Regions from separate parts of the Homo sapiens genome. Here all the other regions are linked to region 3. A link is a loop called in an ENCODE intact Hi-C map of the cell type or tissue named here. Cell type or tissue: mammary epithelial cell. All regions are shown on one strand.

Region 1 (2,500 bases), 250 kb after region 3:
GCCTCTGGGGTGGGGCTGGAGGACCAGGCCCCTCTGCACAGCCAGTGCCCCTCCCAGTCCACGGGGAGTAGTCTCAGCCCTGGCCCTGGTGGCCCCCACCCCGGAGCCTGGGCTGAGCAGCTTCTGCCCCCCAGGGCCTCCTACTCAGAATCCGAGGTGAAGGACTACCTGTGGCAGATGTTGAGTGCCACCCAGTACCTGCACAACCAGCACATCCTGCACCTGGACCTGAGGTCCGAGAACATGATCATCACCGAATACAACCTGCTCAAGGTCGTGGACCTGGGCAATGCACAGAGCCTCAGCCAGGAGAAGGTGCTGCCCTCAGACAAGTTCAAGGACTACCTAGAGACCATGGGTGCGTGTGTGGACAGTTGGGGGGACCTCACCTGGGGCGGGGGGCAGGAAGAAGCCCCCTCTCCTCCAGTGCTGTCCTCTCTCCCAGCTCCACTGCCACCCACTCAGCCACACACCTGGCCCACACACCTGTGCCCCACCTATCCCACCTGGGACCACTCACTCATGCCCACCACCTGTGTCCCTCCACCTGAGCCCAACCACATGTGCCCCTCCCAGCTCCAGAGCTCCTGGAGGGCCAGGGGGCTGTTCCACAGACAGACATCTGGGCCATCGGTGTGACAGCCTTCATCATGTGAGTCCTCCAACCTGTCTGGGGGTTGCTAGGTGGGCGGGGCAGTCTCCCCCCTCCACCCGAGGGTGACCTCAGGGCCCCTGCACCCCCGTCCACCTGAGGGTGACCTCACGGCCCCTGCACCCTCGTCCACCCGAGGATGACCTCACGGCCCCTGCACCGGCCACCCGAGGGTGACCTCAGTGCTCCTGCATCCCCTCCCCCTCCGCCCTGGTCTACCCAAGGAGGGTGACCTCAGGGCCCGTGCACCCGCCACCTGCGCAGGCTGAGCGCCGAGTACCCGGTGAGCAGCGAGGGTGCACGCGACCTGCAGAGAGGACTGCGCAAGGGGCTGGTCCGGCTGAGCCGCTGCTACGCGGGGCTGTCCGGGGGCGCCGTGGCCTTCCTGCGCAGCACTCTGTGCGCCCAGCCCTGGTAAGGCGCGCCCCTCTCCTCCTCCTTCTCCCCGCCCCCTCCTCCCGTCCCGCCCCCTCCTCCTTCCGTCCCGCCCCGCCCCGCCCCCCCACTCCCTTTCCCCTCGGTACTCTCCCTTCCCCCTCTCCCCTTTTCCACTTGCCTTCCCCACACCCCTCCCGCCGCTGGGCCACGTGCTGAGCCTATGTCCGTCCCAGGGGCCGGCCCTGCGCGTCCAGCTGCCTGCAGTGCCCGTGGCTAACAGAGGAGGGCCCGGCCTGTTCGCGGCCCGCGCCCGTGACCTTCCCTACCGCGCGGCTGCGCGTCTTCGTGCGCAATCGCGAGAAGAGACGCGCGCTGCTGTACAAGAGGCACAACCTGGCCCAGGTGCGCTGAGGGTCGCCCCGGCCACACCCTTGGTCTCCCCGCTGGGGGTCGCTGCAGACGCGCCAATAAAAACGCACAGCCGGGCGAGAAGTCTTCCGTCTCGTTGCATTATTTTCTTTTGGGGAGGAGAGGGAGTGAGGGCTCTGTCCCCGCCTTTCTGGCTGGGGCGCCGATCAGGCTGCCCCGCTGTGTTTGGGCCTGTGAGCCCCTTAGAAGGCGTCCTTAGGGGTCGCTCCCTCACTCCGATGCTCCGCGCGTTCAGCCCCTCGGGGCGTCTCCGTCCTCACACCCATGCGCGTTTATTCCACCCGCCGTGCGCCTTCCTCTCTTCCATCACGCTGACCTGCAGCCCCGCAGCCCGCTTTCTCCGCCGTCGGGCCAGCCGCTTGTTTCCACAACTTCTCTGCCCCGGGAAGAGTTCTTGGGCAAAGCGTGCAAGCGAGGGCGAGAAGCCGCGGGCCACGATCCGCTGGAGGAGAGGAGGCTTCAGAGTCGCTGGCGCGTGGCCTCGGTGAAAAGCAACCCAGTGTTTGAGATTCCATGGGCAATGACTACGCTGGCCGAGCCCCGCCCTGCCCCTTGCCAGGAGTGCAGGAAGCCTGGGCCGTGGGGTGCGCGCGTTGTCTCTCAAACGCTGCTGAATGTCCTTTCTCCTATTCTTTGACGTGGGAAAGGGAACTTGAGATAGGTGCAGCCCAGGAGACCTGGGAGCTGGCAGGGAGGGCCTTCTCCTCTTGCACATAAAACCTTTTGCAGAGGTCCCTCAGACACAAGGCCAGGCCCCTCATACCTATGTCTAAGCATAGATGGAGAGGAGGCTAACCGACCCCTCTTGGCTAAAATGGGTCATGCTGATTCCTGGCCAGCTTAGATTTATGGGGACATCCAGTGATGGAGTTGTCCTGGCTCTCTCTGACAGCATGCAACCCAGAATGAGGCCCGGTTGTTTTAAACACTCCTTTTAATCACCAAAACAGTCAGCTCTTCATAGCATCCTCTTCTCGAGCAGCCCCAGGGTTCCCGGGGTGGGGATATGATCTCCACTGTCCCCAGCAACAAGGCTGACGT
Region 2 (2,500 bases), 60 kb after region 3:
TGCCACGTGGCCTCAACAACTCTCAGGACGTCCTCTGGATCCCTGTGGCCTATGTCCTGGCCATGTGCCCCAGAGTTGGTCCTCATGCCTCATGGCCCTGCTTATTATTTCTGCATGGGGAGAGCCAACCTGTGGGGCCCAGGCGTTGTGGGCAAGATCATGGTCCCTTCCTTCACCCAGCATTCAGATCAGGGACAATAACAGGCGTGGCCATGGTCCAGCAGAGGACCAACAGTTACAGCTGGGAGAATTAATTTAATGTGAACGCTGACCTTCCTCCCCTGACCCTTCTGAGAAATCTCAGAGCAGCGTCTTCTGAACCAGCGGCTTCTCTGGTTCATTTTGCTCTGATACAACAGGATGGGCTTCCAGGGCATGAGTCCCGGACGTGAGTCCCGGGCATTTGGCTGCGTTTCTGAGGCTGTGGTCACCAGGGAGCAGCCACGTTCTCCCGACGAGTCCCTGCGAGTCTGAGCCCAGCTTTGTGGTCTCAGCTCACTCGGGGTCAGTTGAGGAGGCCTCTGGGTGGGGACGTACCAGTGCCCATGAGAACGGAGCCCTGTGTGTCTGATGGTGACCATGGGGTGGCATTGAACAGAGGCATGTCCCATGTGCCTGGCTGGAATGCAGGAGGAAGAGTTCTCAGAATTGATGAAATATGAGAAATTAGTTTAAAAAATTTTTATTTTTAAAAATTGTGGTGAAATACACATAAAAAGTACCCTTTTAAACCATGTTTAAATGTCTCATTCAGTGGTATTCAGCACATTCACGGGGTTGTGCAGCCACCACCCATCTCTAGACCTCCTTTGTTTTCCCAGCCTGAAATTGTTCCCATCAAACACCAACTCCCCATACCCTCCTCAGCCCCTGGAACCACCATTCTCTCTTCTGCCTCTGTGACTGTGACGACTCCAGGGGCCTCTTATGAGTGGAATCACATGGGATTTGTCCTTTTGTGTCTGCTGCATTTCATTCAGCATGTTGTCATAGCTCGTGTCAGCATCCCTTTCCTTTTCAAGGCTGAATACTATTCCATCGTGTGGATGGCCGGCATTGTTTTTATCCATTCATCTGTGGGTATACATGTGGGTTGTTTCCACCTTTGGTTACTGTGTATAGTGGTGCTGTAAACATGGGTGTGTTAATATCTCTTCAAGACCCTGCTTTCCATTCTTCTGGGCAAGGCTGGGCATGTTGGCTCACATGTGTAATCCCAACGCTTTGGGAGGCTGAGATGGGCGGATCACTTGAGGCCAGGAGTTTGAGACCAGCCCAGGCACCATAGTAAGACCCCACTGCTACAAAAATAGAATAAAATTCCTCTGGGTATCTATCCAGAAGTGGAATGGCTGGATTATGTGGGAGTTTTGTGTGTCATTTTTTGAGGAACCTCCATACTGTTTTTCATTATAGCTGCAGCATTTTACATTCCCAGCAGCAGTGTGCAAGCATTCCCGTTTCTCCACATCCTTGCCAACACTTGTTATTTTCTGCTTTTGGATAGTGGCCATCCTAATGGATACGAGGTAATTTCTTTTTTATTTTATTATTGTTATTTTTTTGAGCCTGGGTTTCACACTATCACCCAGGCTGGAGTGCAACCTCTGCCTCCCAGGTTCCTGCCTCAGCCTCTTGAGTATCTGGGACTACAGGCGTGTGCCACCATGCCTGGCTAATTTTTGTATTTTTAGTAGAGATGGGGTTTCACCATGTGGCCAGGCTGGTCTCAAACTTCTGAGCTCAAGCTCACCTGCCTCAGCCTCCCAAAGTGTTGGGATTACAGGCGTGAGCCACTGTGCCTGGCCTGGTACAAGGTAATTTCTCATTGTGGTTTGATTTGCATTTCTCTAGTTACTATGTTGAGCACCTTCCCATGTACTTTTTGGTTGGTTGTGTGTCTTCTCTGGAGAAGTGTTTGAGTCATTTGTCCGTTTTAAGATCAGATTGTTTGTCATTTTGTTTATCCATTCATCTGATGCCTGGGCTGCTTCCACCTCGTGTCCATTGTGAGTAGTGCTACTCACATCACCTGGGTGGACAGACAGTTCATTCCGTTTTCAAGCAGTCACTGACAGTGTCGCAACTGGCCCTCCTCACAGCGTCGCAATGTACTCGAGGCCAAACCCAACCAGCCCAGGAAGGACCCCCGGCTGGGGGCCCATAGGGTGCTGGGTCTGCAGTCTTCCACTGTGGGGCAGGGCGGGGGCACTGTTCAGAAACTGTCCTTAGTGGAGGAAAATGACGCTTTTTTCCCTGCAGTCCCCAATAAGCGTTCTGCTGCAGAGAATGGAGGGCCGCTGCGAGGGGATACCAAGTGGTGAGGGTTTGCATTCCTCCTGCAGGCACACAGCCTGCGGGCACATGGCCTGTGGACACACGGCCTGCAGCCCAGGCGCCAGGTGGACGGGTCAGCAGAGGCGTTTCTTGGATTTAATTTCCCGACTGGGAATGGGTTGAGCCCCGTCTGTCCCTCTGTGTATTGGCCACACCCGTTTCT
Region 3 (2,500 bases):
CAGATATGCCCCCTTGACTTTGGACTTCCTAGCCTCCAGAACTGTGAGAAATAAATTCTTTTTCTTTATAAATTGCCCAGTCTCAGGTATTCAGTCACATCAACAGGAGACTAAGGCAACTCCTCTTCTTCACTTGATCTTAGCCAAAAGGCCGAGAAGCGACACAACCCCCAATTTTTCCTTTCTGTACATGAAAAAGAAGGAAGCACCCTGGCAGTTTTAACTGAGAAGCACGCAGCTGGCCATGGCTGGGGGGCTGAGGTGGGAGGATCACTTAAGACAGGAGTCTGGGACTAGGCTTAGCAACATAACGAGACCCCCCCCCCCACAAAAAAATTAAATATTAGCCAGGCATAGTAGCACACCTGTAGTCCCATGTACTTGGGAGGCTGTGGTGGGAGGATGACTTGAACCCAGGAGTTGAAGGCTGCAGTGAGCTATGATCACGCCACTGCACTCCAGCCTGAGTGACAGAGTGAGACCCTGTCTCTGAAGAAAATTTAAATTGAAAATTTTTTAAAAGCATGAAAATCAGCATATTCCCATATGATACTACAGTGAACAGTGGGACCTGGGAGCTTGCAGATCTCCTTGTCTGAGGGCTATCCCTGCCACCACCCTGTGGGTCAAATCCACCAAAGAAGTCGTCAGGGGATCTCCTTGGACCATTTTTGTGCCACATTTTCTTCTAGCCACCTCACCTTTTATGAGACCCTTCTGTTAACCACTCCCCATATTACTTTCTCTTGCTGTAATAAACTTAATCCCACCACTCTCCTTCCTCTCTACTCTGGGATGAGATGCCACTGTCTGATTTTAGTGGATCATCTTTTTTTTTTTTTTTTTTTTTTTTTTTTTGAGACGGAGTCTCGCTCTGTCGCCCAGGCTGGAGTGCAGTGGCCCGATCTCGGCTCACTGAAAGCTCCGCCTCCCAGGTTCACGCCATTCTCCTGCCTCAGCCTTCCAAGCAGCTGGGATCACAGGCGCCCACCACCACGCCCGGCTAACTTTTTTGTATTTTTAGTAGAGACTGGGTTTCACCGTGTTAGCCAGGATGGTCTCGATCTCCTGACCTCGTGATTCGCCCGCCTCAGCCTCCCGAAGTGCTGGAATTACAGGCGTGAGCCAACGCGCCCGGCCAGTGGATCATCTTTTGATTTCCCGAAAGGATTTACAGAAAACTCCCCTGGACTATGTGAAACTATCCCGGTTCACAGATAGCTCATACCTGCAGGATGATCGCGGTGAATATCCTGCAGGTCATGCTACGCCCACTTGCTTTGAGGTTGGGAAAGCAGCCTCTTGACCTTCAGCCACTTGAGCCCAGCAGGTGGAGCTATTTGCCCTCACTGGAGCCTGCTTTCTCGCTAAGGGGAAATCTGCTAACCATTACACAGATAGCAGGTAAGTATTTGGAGTTGCTCATGATTTTGGAATGTTGTGGAAACAGGTTTCCTCACTTTCAATAATGAACCTTATGATTTATTATATGCAATACAAATACCTGCTGCTGTGGCCATGATAAAGGTTCCAGGCCATTTGAAACTAGACTCCGTGGAGGCTAGAGGATACTACCTTGCTGAGAATGTTGCTAAGAATGCTGCCCTTAAGAGTCCTACGGATTTCTCACAGTTCTGGAGGCTAGGAAGTCCAAAGTCAAGGGGGCATATCTGGTGAGGGCCTTCTTGCTGGTGGGGACTCCCTGCAGAGTCCTAAGGGAGGTGGCTCGGGACATCATATGGTGAGGGGGGTGGTCTCTCTTCCTCTTATGAAGACATAAGGTGTAATTTTCCAGCTGGAAAGATTTTCAAAGGATGATCTTAGAACCATGACTAAAGATGAACATTATCCAGCACCAGAGGCCAAAAAAACCACAACGGGAAAAATACAGGCTGATGGTTCAGTGATAGAGAGGAACTCTGGTGTGGACCAAGTAAAAGGCCTGTCCTTTTACTTTTACCTGTACTTTTCTCCATGAAATTTCTGTTAAGTATTATGCATGAATTGAGCCATGGGGCTATGGAAAAGAGGATCACCTTTATGAATAGTACTGGTGGGGCCACGTCAATGGACTTGCTAAAAAGGGCTTACCTGACCTGCCAGACCTGCTTTGAAATCAATGCTGGAAAGCCAGTGTGAACAGCCCTTGGCCATTCTGACCTGCCTAATGGGCCACTCAGGGTTTGGCAGATGGACTTTATCCAGACACTTTCTTCACATGGGTATAAATATGTCTTAAGTAAGTTAGCATACTGAAACATTAGTTACTAAGCATAAGTTTAAACACTTTGGCATCGTGTTTTTATATGGTATAGAAAAGCTAAGTGCATTTAGGTCTAGTAACATGAAATATTGTTTCCAGAAATTATGAAATGGTGAATGCTGATATAAGTTCACCACAATGCTTGCTAGTGTTCTAGAAATTAAGATTCTAACAGTTAAAAGTTGTAATAACATATGGGATTAAACTACTAGAAAGAAAACAACTCTGTCTGCAAGG

Evidence for each region. Hi-C counts contacts between places; a loop is a spot of excess contacts. Peaks named below come from ENCODE experiments on the same cell type or tissue, not always from the same donor. Only the 100,000 strongest peaks of a DNase experiment are listed, where the experiment ranks them.
Region 1: it touches region 3 in a loop (16-fold over the local background); 4 of 110 quality-filtered maps call a loop at or near these places.
Region 2: a loop joins it to region 3, with 16 times the contacts of the local background. A loop is called at or near these places in 14 of 110 quality-filtered maps.

The regions. Positions count from the first base shown.
Region 1 is chr1:228,377,355-228,379,854 of GRCh38, forward strand. It overlaps OBSCN (obscurin, cytoskeletal calmodulin and titin-interacting RhoGEF), which reads left to right. Exons shown (of 116, transcript NM_001386125.1): 113 at 135-358; 114 at 577-652; 115 at 917-1,066; 116 at 1,264-1,522. The coding sequence ends at 1,441. Among named protein-coding and RNA genes, the nearest start is that of TRIM11-AS1, 16 kb to the right of the region's middle. RefSeq lists an enhancer at 1,244-1,313. In mammary epithelial cell, a CTCF peak has its summit at 1,455; no DNase peak of the experiment used is centred here; H3K4me3 peaks cover 1,548 bases.
Region 2 is chr1:228,189,942-228,192,441 of GRCh38, forward strand. It overlaps LOC124904536 (a long non-coding RNA gene), which reads left to right. Exons shown (of 2, transcript XR_007066917.1): 1 at 1-2,500. Among named protein-coding and RNA genes, the nearest start is that of OBSCN, 17 kb to the right of the region's middle. In mammary epithelial cell, no CTCF peak of the experiment used is centred here; no DNase peak of the experiment used is centred here.
Region 3 is chr1:228,129,831-228,132,330 of GRCh38, forward strand. No RefSeq gene overlaps it. Among named protein-coding and RNA genes, the nearest start is that of GUK1, 9.2 kb to the right of the region's middle. In mammary epithelial cell, a CTCF peak has its summit at 1,335 (motif pointing right); a DNase peak (open chromatin) is centred at 1,341; H3K4me3 peaks cover 303 bases; H3K27ac peaks cover 474 bases.